Regions from separate parts of the Homo sapiens genome. Here region 1 is linked to region 2. A link is a contact called in ENCODE Hi-C or POLR2A ChIA-PET data. All regions are on one chromosome and are shown on one strand. Each heading gives the region's core, a stretch centred on a gene start or an enhancer-like site at or near the end of the contact. The rest is flanking DNA. Distances are from core to core; before and after follow the strand shown. Region 1 has its middle 16 kb from the start of MCU. Region 2 has its middle 7.5 kb from the start of DNAJB12.

Evidence for each region. Hi-C counts contacts between places; a loop is a spot of excess contacts on that map. ChIA-PET counts read pairs that join two places held with the same protein, here RNA polymerase II (POLR2A). Pooled maps may share reads with other maps.
Region 1: a loop to region 2 is called in a pooled map, with 3 times the contacts of the local background. The contact joins two enhancer-like sites. A Hi-C loop is called at or near these places in 2 of 168 maps with a recorded cell type or tissue (HL-60/S4 and thyroid gland) and 3 of 50 pooled maps. POLR2A ChIA-PET finds 5 or more read pairs at or near these places in 10 of 52 experiments (Caco-2, HEK293T, K562 and 6 more).

The regions. Positions count from the first base shown.
Region 1 is chr10:72,672,941-72,679,715 of GRCh38, forward strand. No RefSeq gene overlaps it. Among named protein-coding and RNA genes, the nearest start is that of MCU, 16 kb to the right of the region's middle. RefSeq lists a silencer at 3,511-3,805. Within about 2 kb of position 3,616, at least 6 of the 41 ENCODE cell types and tissues checked have a DNase peak (open chromatin) inside an H3K27ac peak, as active enhancers do; they include PC-9, where a contact is called at or near this core.
Region 2 is chr10:72,358,821-72,366,047 of GRCh38, forward strand. No RefSeq gene overlaps it. Among named protein-coding and RNA genes, the nearest start is that of DNAJB12, 7.5 kb to the left of the region's middle. Within about 2 kb of position 5,656, at least 17 of the 41 ENCODE cell types and tissues checked have a DNase peak (open chromatin) inside an H3K27ac peak, as active enhancers do; they include PC-9, where a contact is called at or near this core.

The DNA.
Region 1 (6,775 bases), core at 2,366-4,865, 310 kb after region 2:
AAAAAAATTTTTTTGGTAGACATGGGGGTCTTGCTTTGTTGCCCAGGCCAGTCTCTAACTCCTGGCTATAAGCAATACCTCCCACATTGGCCTTCCAAAGTGCTGGGATTACAGGAATAAGCCACTATGTCTGGCCAGTGAGATGAGTTCTCATTATATAAGCTGACACTTGGTCCCCTCCTCAGGCATACAGGTATTTGCAAGGGCACAGGCATTTGCACTGCTTAAAGGGATATAAAACTCATATAGACTTCTTCAACAGTGAAACTTTTCATATAAATCAGAATTCCAGAAAGGTAGGAGCCGAATGAACAAAGATCTCATTTCTTCATAATTCTTTCTTAGTTTTTTACAATAAATTAGAAGATGCAGAAACATCTTTAGTGTAACATTCTTGTTTTAATTAAACTGACATTTTTTAGGGTGTCATATAGCTTTATGTACATTATCTTTTTCTTTTTTCTCTTTTACATCTTTACAACAGCCTAGAGGATTGAGTATTCTCATTTTACAGGTTGGGAAGCAGAAGTTGAGTAGCAGTTTCAAAGGTCACACAGATTGCGTGGTAGTAGATCTAGATTTACAATCTATGTCTCCAAAACCACTTTCAATATTCTTTCTACTATCTTTTCTTAGAAGGCTTTGGCAATATTTTTATTTTTACCTTTGAGGAGATTTATTTTTCTTTCTTTTTTTTTTTTTTTTGAGACAGGGTCTTGCTCTGTCATCCAGGCTGGGGTGTAGTATCACGATCATGATTCATGGCAACTTTGACCTCCTGGGCCCAAGTGATCCTCCCAGCTCAGCCTCCCGAGGAGCTGGGACCATGGGAGAAAGAACGCCACCATGCCCAGCTAATTTTTGTACTTTTTGGAGAGACAGGGTTTTGCCACGTTGCCCAAGTTGGTTTCCAACGTTGCCCAAGTTAGTTTCCAACTTCTGGGCTTAAGACATCCTCCTGCCTCAGCCTCTCAAAGTGCTGTGACTAAAGGCATGAGCCACTGCACTCTGCCTGAGGCAATTTCTAGATAAACTTTAAGCTGCTTGATGGTTTTTGAGAAACGGATGCAAGAATATTTATTTTACATCTTTTTCTTTCTTTCAAATTACACTTTAAGTTCTAGGGTACATGTGCACAACGTGCAGGTTTGTTACATAAGTATGCATGTGCCATGATGGTGTGCTGCACCCATTAACTCGTCATTTACATTAGGTATATCTCCTAATGCTATCCCTCCCCCTTCCCCCACCCCACGACAGGCTCCGGTGTGTGATGTTCCCCTTCCTGTGTCCAAGTGTTCTCATCGTTCAATTCCCACCTATGAGTGAGAACATGTGGTGTTTGGTTTTTTGTCCTTGCAATAGTTTGCTGAGAATGACGGTTTCCAGCTTCATCCATGTCCCTACAAAGGACATGAACTCATCATTTTTTATGGCTGCATAGTATTCCATGGTGTATATGTGCCACATTTTCTTAATCCAGTCTATCATTGATGGCCATTTGGGTTGGTTCCAAGTCTTTGCTACTGTGAATGGTGCCACAATAAACATACGTGTGCATGTGTCTTTATAGTAGCATGACTTATAATCCTTAGGGTGTATACCCAGTAATGGGATTGCTGGGTCAAATGGTATTTCTAGTTCTAGATCCTTGAGGAATCGCCACACTGTCTTCCGCAATGGCTGAACTAGTTTACAGTCCCACCAACAGTGTAAAAGTGTTCCTATTTCTCCACATCCTCTCCAGTACCTGTTGTTTCCTGACTTTTTAATGATCGCCATTCTAACTGGTGTGAGATGGTATCTCATTGTGGTTTTGATTTGCATTTCTCTGATGGCCAGTGATGATGAGCATTTTTTTAAGTGTCTGTTGGCTGCACAAATGTCTTCTTTTAAGAAGTGTCTGTTCATATCCTTTGCCCACTTTTTGATGGGGTTGTTTGTTTTTTTCTTGTAAATTTGAGTTCTTTGTAGATTCTGGGTATTAGCCCTTTGTCGGATGAGTAGATTGCAAAGATTTTCTCCCATTCTGTAGGTTGCCTGCTCACTCTGACGGTAGTTTCTTTTGCTGTGCAGAAGCTCTTTACTTTAATTAGATCCCATTTGTCAATTTTGGCTTTTGTTGCCATTGTTTTTGGTGTTTTAGACATGAAGTCCTTACCCGTGCCTATGTCCTGAATGGTATTGCCTAGGTTTTCTTCTAAGGTTTTATGGTTTTAGGTCTAACATTTAAGTCTTTAATCCATCTTGAATTAATTTTTATATAAGGTACAAGGAAGGGATCCAGTTTCAGTTTTCTACATATGGCTAGCCAGTTTTCCCAGCACCATTTATTAAATAGGGAATCCTTTCCCCATTTCTTGTTTTTGTCAGGTTTGTCAAAGATCAGATGGTTGTAGATGTGTGGTATTATTTCTGAGGGCTCTGTTCTGTTCCATTGGTCTATATCTCTGTTTTGGTACCAGTACTTTGCTGTTTTGGTTACTGTAGCCTTGTAGTATAGTTTGAAGTCAGGTAGCATGATGCCTCCAGCTTTGTTCTTTTGGCTTAGGATTGTCTTGGCAATGCGGGCCCTTTTTTGGTTCCATATGAACTTTAAAGTGGTTTTTTCCAATTCTGTGAAGAAAGTCATTGGTAGCTTGATGGGGATGGCATTGAATCTATAAATTACCTTGGGCAGTATGGCCAAGCAATGTATAGACATTAGACCATTAGACATCAGATTGTGAGTCTTTTTTTTTTTTTTTTTTTTTGCAATAAGGTAGAAATGCATTTCTTCAAATGTGTCTGGGTACTATATGCCTATTTGTTTGGCATTCACCAAGGGTACTATAAGTTGAAAATGATAGTTGCAGGTAGAATCCTAAAGTTAGAACTGGGAGTTGACTTGCTATAAACGATTTCCTATGCTTTCTAAACAAGCTGGAGAAGGACGCTAGTGAATTCACTGAGCTACAAACTTTTTTTTTTTTTTTTTTTTTTTTGAGACAGGGTCTTGTTCTGTCATCTAGGCTAGAGTGCAGTGGTGTGATTCTCAGGTCACTGCAGCCGAGAATCTCTTGGGCTCAAGCAATCCTTCCACTTCAGCCTCCCAAGTAGCTGAGACTAGAGGGGAGCTACCACCACACCTGACTAATTTTTTTGAAAATAACTTTTTGTAGAAACGAGGTCTCACCATGTTACCTAGGCTGGCCTCAAATTCCTGGGCTCAGGAGATCTTTGGCAAGTTACTTCTCAATGTCACATTTGTTTTTCATTGGAAAAATGGAGGCTAGTGTAGTATTTTTCTCACGGGGATATTGTGAGGATTAAACAAGAAGTTATAATGTAATATCTATACAGCACCCAACACAACACCTTACTAACAGCTGGTACTCAATATCAAACAGTATTTCTTTCTTTCAGGTTTTAGAAAAATAGTTTAAAATCTAGAGTTAATTAACCTTCTTATGACCTTGTTAAAGGGTCTGCTTCCATATGCTGCTTGCCAGATGGCCCACTTACAAATGAGAAGCCAACAGCTCACCTGTGATAAATCAGCCCATTGAAGGTCAATGCAGTGAAGTAAACGGGGTTCGCATAACTGCGAATGTGCAACTGCACAAACTCAAGGAAGCAATTTTCAGTGACAGGGCGTGGTAGAGTGAGACAAGAAAAGCATGAGTCAGAAGACCTCAATTTGACTCAGCTCAGCACATAATACTTAACCTCTTTGAATGATTTCTTAGTTATGTGCCTTAGGGAAACTACTTAAGCTCTTTGGATCATTATTTTTCTCATCTGTAAAACTGGGATGAGAATATACAATTCATGGAGTTTTTTGTGATCACGGTGACTGCACAGAGTAGGGGCTCAGTAGATTCAGTGAGGGCTGCAGCTAGGCAGTGTGAATATTAGTTCCCTTCTCATTTTCTTTTTTTTTTTTTTTTGAGACAGAGTCTCGCTCTGTCGCCCAGGCTGGAGTTCAGTGGCGCGATCTGGGCTCACTGCAAGCTCCGCCTCCCGGGTTCACGCCATTCTCCTTCCTTAGCCTCCCGAGTAGCTGGGACTACAAGGCGCCCACCACCATGCCTGGCTAATTTTTTTGTATTTTTAGTAGAGATGGGGTTTCACCGTGTTAGCCAGGATGGTCTCGATCTCCTGAACTCATGATCCGCCCGCCTCGGCCTCCCAAAGTGCTGGGATTACAGGAGTGAGCCACCGCGCCCAGCCTCCCTTTTCATTTTCTATGGCTATTTTGGGAAAAGAGTAACAACAGCGGGAGTGCAGGCAGAGCAGTCCCTAAGCAACGTTATGATGTATGTGCTTGATACAAGTCAGTCACAAATTGTTCAGTGCACAGTAAGTTTTCACTTAATGCTGTTGATAGATTCTTGGAAACCGTGACTTTAGGTGAACTGACTATAAAAAAAAATTATCACGGCCTAATTGATATAAACAACAGTTAAGTTCCTATGGCATATATTCCTGGTCACAAAAACATCATCAAACTTGTTAATAAAGACTCAGGCCGGCCGTAGTGTCTCACGCCTGTAATCCCAACACTTGGGGAGACCAAGGTGGGCAGATTACCTGAGGTCAGGAGTTCAAGATCAGCCTGGCCAACATGGTGAAACCCTGTCTCTGCTAAAAACACAAAAATTAGCTAGGCATGGTGGCATGCCTGTAATCCCAGCTGCTCAGGAGGCTGAGGCAGGAGAATCACTTGAACCCAGGAGGGGGAGGTTGTGGTGAGCCGAGATCACACCACTGCACTCCAGCCTGGGCAACAGAGCAAGATGCAGTCTCAAAAAAAAAAAAAAAGACTCAAAACATTTCCAGTATTAAATATTGAAATAAATGTGAGCTATACATGCATTTAGGAAAGATTAGGCCAGGTGAGGTAGCTCATGCCTATAATCCCAGCATTTTGGGAAGCCAAGGTGTGCAGATAACTTGAGTCTAAAAGTTCAAGACCAGCCTGGGTGACATGGTGAAACCCCCGTTTCTACAAAAAAATACAAAAATTAGCTGAGCATGGTGGTGTGCACCTGTGGTCCCAGCTACTTAGGAGGCTGAGGTGGAAGGATCGCTTGAACCTGGGAGGTGGAGGTTGCAATGAGCTGAGATCATGCCACTGTGCTCCAATCTGGGAGACAGACCAAGACCTCCCTCAAAAAAAAAAAAAAAAAAAAAATTAATAAAAGCAAGTAAGATTTACCTATTTTTGGTGAATCAGTGAGTAACAGTGGTCATACTGGTGGTGGGTTAAACCAAGGAATAAATGTGTGCAGAGTGAAAATTGTAAGGCGCAACTCCTCCCACCACACAGGGTAAATGAGAACAAATTCAGCAGTCTCCCTGAGTGCTTTCATACCTCATTGTTTATTGTGTATTTGTATGAGTATTGTCTACTTTATTGTGTATTTGTATGATTATCATCTACTTTACGAATTTTTATTTTACAATAATTTATATTCATTCATTCATTCATTTTCCGACTCATTTATTCCAGTTCAGGGTCCTGAGTGGCCAGAGCCTATCCTGACAGCTTAGGGAACAAGGTGGGAAGCAGCCCTGGATAGGACCTTATCCCATCATAGGGCACACATATGCACGCGTGCACACATGCACACACACTCACTCAGACTAGAACAATGTAGACACGCCAGTGAACCTAATGTGCACATCTTTGGGATGTGAGAGGAAAGTAGTTGGCATGGCATGGGGAGAACCAGCAAACTCTGCACAGACAGTGACCCCAGCCAGGAATTGATTCTTTTTTTACCCCCCTCATCAGCATTGTAATAAAACAACATTGGGTGAAACAATGTTATTCTAGAATCTAAAAGGGGACCACTGTGGGTGGAAATCCAGTCTGTGCTCCAAGATGTGCAACAGGGGTCTCTCTCTCTCTCTCTCTTTTTTTTTTGAGACAGAGTCTTGTTCTGTCACCCAGGCTGGAGTGCAATGGCATGTTCTCAGCTTACTGCAACCTCCGCCTCCCAGGTTCAAGCGATTCTCCTGACTCGGCCTCTTGAGTAGCTGGAGTTACAAGCACGCGCCACCACGCCTGGCTAATTTTTGTGTTTTTTAGTAGAGATGGGGTTTCACCATGTTGGCCAGACTGGTCTTGAACTCTTGAGCTCAGGTGATCCACCCACTTTGGCCTCCCAAAGTGCTGGGATTACAAGCATGAGCCACGGCGCCTGGCCAGGGCCTCTTTTTCTAATTTGTACAAAAGTGCTCCATTCTCTACACTTGTTTCTGGTCCACTATCTATTCCTTCCCACTTTCCCCAGGAGCTCAATGACTTTATATGCCATGACCCCTCACTGCAGTTCCCACTCTAACCTACCTCATACCTATTAGGCCATCCTGTATCATTTGATTCTGCACGAAAATCCTAATCTCTCCAGAGTCCTACTCTGTCAGGACTCTTCCAAGAGGCAAGTGCTAATTGCATAAATAAATTTCAGCTAAGGTATTGACAAGATCTTTCTTTAGTTATACTGTCCACTGGCATTTTCACAGAGGTTTCCAGTGCTCTAACCCAAACGAGCAAATAATGTGAGGGTTTGAGGTATTAAGGCAAAGCTAATGTAGCAAAGCAGTTTGAAAGCATAATTTTTTTGACTGGGCGCGGTGGCTCATGCCTGTAATCCCAGCACTTTGGGAGGCCGAGGAGAGCGGATCGCGAGGTCAGGAGTTCAAGACCAGCCTGGCCAATGTGGTGAAACCCCATCTCTACTAAAAATATAAAAATTAGCTGGTCATGGTGGTGTGCGCCTGTAGT
Region 2 (7,227 bases), core at 4,406-6,905:
CATATAAAATGACAAAGTCCTATTTAAATTGTGGGTCAGTGCTTTGGCTTGATTGGCAGGGTCCAGATCAGTAACGATGTGGAGAAGCGGGCTGCTTGTGGTAGGGGCCCTTTATGCCTTATTTTTGCATTCTTCTCCTTGCCCCCCTCTGCTGCTCATCTTGGTCCCTAAGCTGTTTCTTTCTTTTTCTTTTTTTTTTTTTTTGAGACAAAGTCTTGCTCCATCGCCCAGGCTGGAGTGCAGTGGCGCGATCTTGGCTCACTGCAACCTCTGCCTCCCAGGTTCAAGCAATTCTCCTGTCTCAGCCTCCCGAGTAGCTGGGACTACAGCCACATGCCACCAAGCCTGGCTAATTTTTGTATTTTTAGTAGAGATGGGGTTTCACCTTGTTGGTCAGGCTGGTCTGGAACTCCTGACCTCAGGTGATCTGCCCGCCTCGGCCTCCCAAATTGCTGGGATTACAAGCATAAGCCACCGTGCCCGGCCACTGTTTCCTTTTGCTTTTTTTTTTTTTTTTTTTTTTGAGATGGATTCTCACTCTGTTGCCCAGACTGAAGTGCAGTGGCATGATCTCAGCTCACTGCAACCTCTGCCTCCCAGGTTCAAGCGATTCTCATGCCTCAGCCTCCTGAGTAGCTCAGATTATAGGCATGCATCTCCATGCCTGGATAATTTTTGTATTTTCACAAAATACAAAAAGTGGAGATTAACAAAATGCAAAAAGTAGGGGTTTTACCATGTTGGCCAGGCTGGTCTCGAACTCCTAACTTCCAGTAATATGCCCAGCTCAGCCTCCCAAAGTGCTGGGATTATAGGTGTGAGCCGCCACACAGGGCCTCCCTAAGCTGTTTGTTTTCAGAAAGGCTGTGCTGTTTCAGAAGGGATTATGAACTGACCCTGAAGGCTGGTCTAAGGAGCCCCTGCCTTTCTTACAAATCTGAGTCACACTGGATGTCTTGCTTTTGGTCCTGAGGCTAATTTGACTTTTTATTTGTCCCTCTCAGTCCAAAGGCCAGGAAAGAGAGACACCCCGCCTTGCTCAGGTCATGTTAAACATTATAGTCCCTGGTCTTGGAGCTGGTATGCTAGGGATGACTTGGGAACACTCTCTCCTTGATGATCTTTGAAATCAAGATGTCATGATTTTGATCTAAGGGAAAAAACTGGAAACATCCATTCTGACTAGCTGGGATCATTGTATCTGTGGGTGGATGGGGCTTAAAAAGAGAGACAAAGCCTGGGCGCCGTGGCTTATGCTTGTAATCTTAGCACGTTGGGAGGCAAAGGTGGGCAAATCACTTGAGATCAGGAGTTCAAGACCACCCTGGCCAACATGGTGAAACACTGTCTCTACTAAAACTACAAAAATTAGCTGGGCATGGTGGTTCAACCCTGTAATCCCAGCTACTTGAGAGACTGAGGCACGAGAATTGCTTGAACCTGGGAGGCAGAGGTTGCATTGAGCCGAGGTGGCACCACTGCTTTCAAGCCTCGGCAACAAATGGAAGAGACAGTCTCCAAAACAAAACAAAACAAAACAAAACAAAAAACCAAAACTTTTCATTGCCACCTTCACAGATATCCAGAAGTCACTGGAAAAAGGAATCTACCAATGAATCTCAGCATCTCCTCATTTTGCTCCTAGACCTAAAACCACCTTTGTATTGGGTGACCACCAGCCTCTAGATTTCTCTCCTCTGGGGATACCAAGAATTCACAATCTGCCTTTAACATGCTTGTATTTCCCATTGTACCTTCCCCATCTTTACTGAGCCAATGCTTCACCTCACTCGTATCTATATGCCTGTTGGCTTTAATTCTTTCCTATCTGTCCAAATCTAATTTATTCTTTAGGGCTTGGCTTAAACCCTATCTCCTCTGTGTGAGAGAGAATTTAATGGTCATATGTCTACATGGAAAGCCAGGCACTGTGCAGAGATTTAGGGATTCAGAGATGCACCATGAATAAGGACAGAACCTGCCATCAGGGAGCTCACAGTCTAGTAAGGGAAACAGATTGGAAAGAATGACAGGGTACTATGGTAAGGACAATGGGACTGTGTAAACTCCAGCAGCTCAGAAGACACAGTTATCAGTTATGTGTGTAGCACTGGGAAGGTTTCCTGTGGGAGATGACATCTGAGCCAGGGTCTGAGGCTGAGAAAGGGGCTTCTTCAGGAACTCCCCCTGCTTTGAACTCCCATAGCACTTATTAAGCCCAGACCCTCCATGGACTCCCACTTTCACTGCCTTTGCTTGCAAGTTTACTTACATTCTGTCTCCAGCTAAACCAATTTGGAGATCTTGCCCGTGTTCCCCATGGTCTGAGCACAGGGCCCTGATACCTAATAGAGGCTCATACATATTTGTTAAATGAATAGAATAAGTTAATCCCACAGACAGGTTTTTCTCTCCTCACATATTTTATCCAGAGCTTCCCTGAGCAAGTCAGGGGGCTAGATTCCTTCCTAAGGCTTCAGGAAGAATGGCCAAGTCGTGGAATATGCCCCACTTCATGGCCTTTGCTCTTTTACTCCCTGGCTCCCCAGTGTCTCTTTCTGCCTCCAAATGTGACCCTGCAAGGCCTCTTTATAAAAAAAAAAAAACAACTCCAGGCTCCAAAATCTCTCCCTCAATAAACTACCCTTTTGACTAAGCTATGGTATATAATGGAATACCATGCAGCTGTGGGGATGGCTGAGAATGAGACCTCAACGTAGACACCTTTTTTTTTGAGACAGGGTCTCATTCTGTTGTCCACGCTGGAGTGCAGTAGCACAATCAAGGCTCACTAAAGCCTCAACCTCCCCAGGCTCAAGCGATCCTCCCACCTCAGCCTCCGAAGTAGCTGGGATCACAGGCACATGCTACCATGCCCAGTTATTTTTTCGTATTTTTAGTAGAGATGGGGTTTTGTCATGTTGCCCAGGCTGGTCTTGAACTCGTGAGCTCAAGCGATCCTTCCTCCTTGATCTCCAGAAATGCTGGGATAACAGACATGAGCCTCCGCACTCAGTGGATGATTCTGGAATCAAATACCGGTGGATTCCCAATATTTGATTCTGGAACTATGTGGATGTTTACCTGTTTAAAAACTGTATTAAAAACTGTAAACAAAAAAACAACCAAGGTAAACCTCACATTGAAGATGATGAAAATAATTCACCCAAGACTGAATAACTGATAGGTAATTGGATTTTCACTTTGAGCTTCAATAAATTATTTGTTGAATGAACATGTGAATATTCCCCCACTGCACCTCTGGACCCCCACTTTAGTCCCTTGCTCTCTCCTCCTCCCTGGAGAAGCCTTCTACACCTAGGGAGAGCCAGAGGCTGGACACTGGAGAGATAAGGGCACAGGCCAACCACAGCCCTCTGTACTGACCCTGGTCTGTCTCCTGGATATCCCATCAAGTACAGGCTTTTTGGTTAAAGTCCTTGCACTTTGATGATTTCTATTTCCAGTTTCCCTTGGGGGAAGAGATGGAGCTGGTATTAATATTTTACAGTTGGGAAAATGATCTGGATATTTCATGTGTTCATGGTCAGTTGACCTTGAAATTGAAGGAACCCAGGTTTTGGGGTTTCTTTTTGAGATGGAGTCTCGCTCTGTCACCCAGGCTGGAGTGCAGTGGCGCAATCTCGGCTCACTGCAATCTCCGCCTTCCGAGTTCAAGCAATTCTTCTGTCTCACCCTCCCAAGTAGCTGGGATTACAGGCTCCCGCCACGATGCCTGGCTAATTTTTGTATTTTTAGTAGAGACGGGGTTTCGCTATGTTGGCCAGGCTGGTTTTGAACTCCTGACCTCAGGTGATCCGCCCGCCTTAGCCTCCCAAAGTGCTGGGATTACAGACATGAGCCACCAAACCTAGCCGCTTTCAGCATTTTAAAACTGATTATAAATCTCCAGCCTGGATCACATGCCAACCTGGATGCAGGCAAAGCCATCATTTTAAAAATCAAAGCTCATTATGTCATTTTCCTGCTTAAAGCCCTTCGGTGGCTTCTAATTATCATTAAGATAAAAGTCCAAACTCCTCATTGGGGATTATAGGGCCCTACAGAATCTGATCCGTTTTTTTTTTTTTCTCCCTCATATAAAGCCATCTGGGTTTGGTACTTTTTGTTGTAAGTAGATTTCTAACTACTGATTCAATTTATTAAGTCTGTTTAGATTTTGTTGCCTTGTGTTTTTTTGGTAAATTATATTTTCTAGGAAACAATCAATTTCAAATTTATTGGTATAAAGTTCATAGTATTATTACTTTTTTTTTTTTTTTGAGATGGAGTCTCACTCTGTCGCCAGGCTGGAGTGCAGTGGCACAATCTTGGCTCACTGCAACCTCTGCCTCCCAGGTTCAAGCACTTCTCCTGCCTCAGCCTCCTGAGTAGCTGAGACTACAGGCGCATGCCACCATACCTGGCTAATTTTTAGTACAGACGGGGTTTCACCATGTTGGCCAGGATGGTCTCGATCTCTTGACCTTGTGATCTGCCCGCCTCAGCCTCCCAAAGTGCTGGGATTACAGGCGTGAGCCACCGCGCCCGTCCACTTTTTTAAATAAACAAAACCAAGCCACTTCCTCTGCAAGCCTGCCTTGAACTCCCAAGTCTGCATTAGATGGCCTTTGAGACAGGGTCTTGCTCTGTCACCCTGGCTGGTGTGCAGTGGTGTAATCTTGGCTCACTGCAGCCTCAACCTCCTTGGCTCAAGCAATCTTCCTGTCTTAGCCTCCTGAGTAGCTGGGACTACAGGCGTGTGCCACCATGCCTGGCTAATTTTTTTTTTTTTTTTTGTTTAGAGACAGGGGTCTCACTGTGTTGCCCAGGCTGGTCTTGAATTCCTGACCTCAGGTGATCTGCCCGCCTTGGCCTCCCAAAGTGCTGGGGTTATAGGTGTGAGCCACTGCGCCTGGCTCCTGCTCTTCTAAGTGTTCTTGTAGCAGCCTGTACTTAACTTTATGGCTTATTTTCTGTTTTCCTCACTAGAATGCAAACTCCTTGAAAACCTTGCTTAGTGCTTGGGTCCATGGTAGGCGATCAGTAGAGTTGTAGAATGAAGAGAGTGAATTATACCTTCTTAATTCCTAGGAAGAATTCCCATTCTTAGGACACAGAGAACAAACAATACATCATGGGCATAAATAGCTCTTTTCCTTTGCGCAATTACATTCAGATCCCTAGTATCACTCTTTTTTCTTTTTTTGAGATTGCTCTGTCGCCAGGCTGGAATGCAGTGGCGTGATCTCGGTTCACTGCAACCTCCACCTCCCGGGTTCAAGCAATTCTCCTGACTCAGCCTCCCGAGTAGCTGGGATTACAGGCATGTGCCACCATGCCCGGCAAATTTTTGTTGTATTTTTAGTAGAGTTTAGTAGAGTCTGTGCTAATCTGTGCTAGCCAGGATGGTCCCGATCTCCTGACCTTGTGATTTGCCCACCTCGGCCTCCCAACAGTGTCACTCTTTATGGTTATGATCCGTCTCTGGCCGTTCATTCCACTCCACTCCATGCGACTCAGGTCCCTGGGGAGGCCTATTTTCTGGAGTAGGGCTGGGTCTAGGCTGGAATCGCGCAGCCTCCCCTTCTCTGGCTCTGGGCCAATGAGCCCTTGCACGGAGCCTTCTTGCCAGCAGGTGGCACTTGAAGCCTGAAAGCTAAACCAGACCCTGTCTCCTCCTCCTTCCTGTTCCGTTTCTTGAGAGAGCACATAACCCTGCTTGGGCTGTGCTAAGGCTTGCAGTCAGATGCCCTCGCCACGGGGCTTGACTCCTGGCTCCCAAGCTGCCGTGCCTGCTTCCTTGCCTGGATGCAGTCATTGCCTGGACCTCTCCTTTGCCTTAAGAGTCCAACAGGGTTATAGAGCATATGCTCTAGCCAGAACTAAAACTAGGTGGGGCACTTAACGATTGTGTACTCACATTCTTTGTTTTTGAGACAGGGTCTCACTCTGTCGCCCAAGCTGGAGTGCAGTGGTGTGATTTCAGCTCACTGCAACTTCTGCCTCCAGGTTCAAGTGATCCTCCCACCTCAGCCGCTGGGACTACAGGTGTGTGCCACCACACTCGGCCAATTTTTATAATCTTTAGTAGAGATGGGGTTTTGCTGTGTCGCCTCAAATTCCTGGGCTCAAGCGATCCTCCCACCTCGGCCTCCTATAGTGCTGGGATTACAGATGTGAGCCACCATGCTGGATGAGCTGAGTCTTGGAGGAGGGGAGGCTTATTCTATCTAGGTTAGAAGAAACAATCTGAATAAAAACCGAAGCAGAAATCAACCCTGTGTGTTCCCATATGCTCCCCAGCTCATCAAAAACTCTGCCTACTAAAATCGTCTCAGGCTGCTCACATGTCACCTTGCCTGAGGACTTTTTCCTTGGGGGACCTTGGTCTCTTCTGGGTCTTAGCTTGTACCTCTCACCTGCACATTTAACCTATTGTGCCAAAGTGCGGCTGTCATGTCTTCTTGAGCACCTGGACCACCCTCTGCTTCCTCAGGCACTCCTAGGAGCTGGTGGAGTTCATTTGGAATTCCATGTACCTGTGATAGGTACCCTTGACCCTGGGTTTCAAGATGTTGCATGTGAGATCCTGACCCTCTCCTGCCATGCTCCAGCTTTCAGCTTTAGCGAGCCCAGGCCAATCAGCAGATCTCTTGTAGGGAAATGAATGTCCCACAAAGGCCGTGAATGAGACTCCTCTTTCAGGCTGGAGAAAGGAGGGTCAAAGGAAAGAGTGATTTTAGGATTCGGGGACAAATTTAAGAAAAGCTCACATTTTGCTTATGCCCCAGGCCTGGAGCAATGAGAAGAGCAAAGCCTTTGCTTTGATACCAGGGACACCCCAAGAGGGGAAAGGTGGCAGACAGATGATAAGATAGGAGAGTGGCCAACTCCTTTGAGAGATAATCTGATATCCCAGAAAGGATGTTAAAAGTGAGGTTGTGGCCTGGTGTGGTGGCTCACACGTGTAATCCCAGCACTTTGGGAGGCCGAGGTGGGCAGAACACTTGAGGTCAGGAGTTTTGAGACCAGCTTGGCCAACATGGTGAAACCCTATCTCTCCTAAAAATACAAAAGTTAGCCGGGTGTGGTGGTGCACAGTGGTAGTCCTAGCTACTCAGGAGGCCGAGGCAGGAGAATCACTTGAATTTAGGAGGCAGAGGTTGCAGTGAGTGAGTCAAGATCGTGCCTTGGTAACAGAGTGAGCAAGACTCTGTCTCAAAA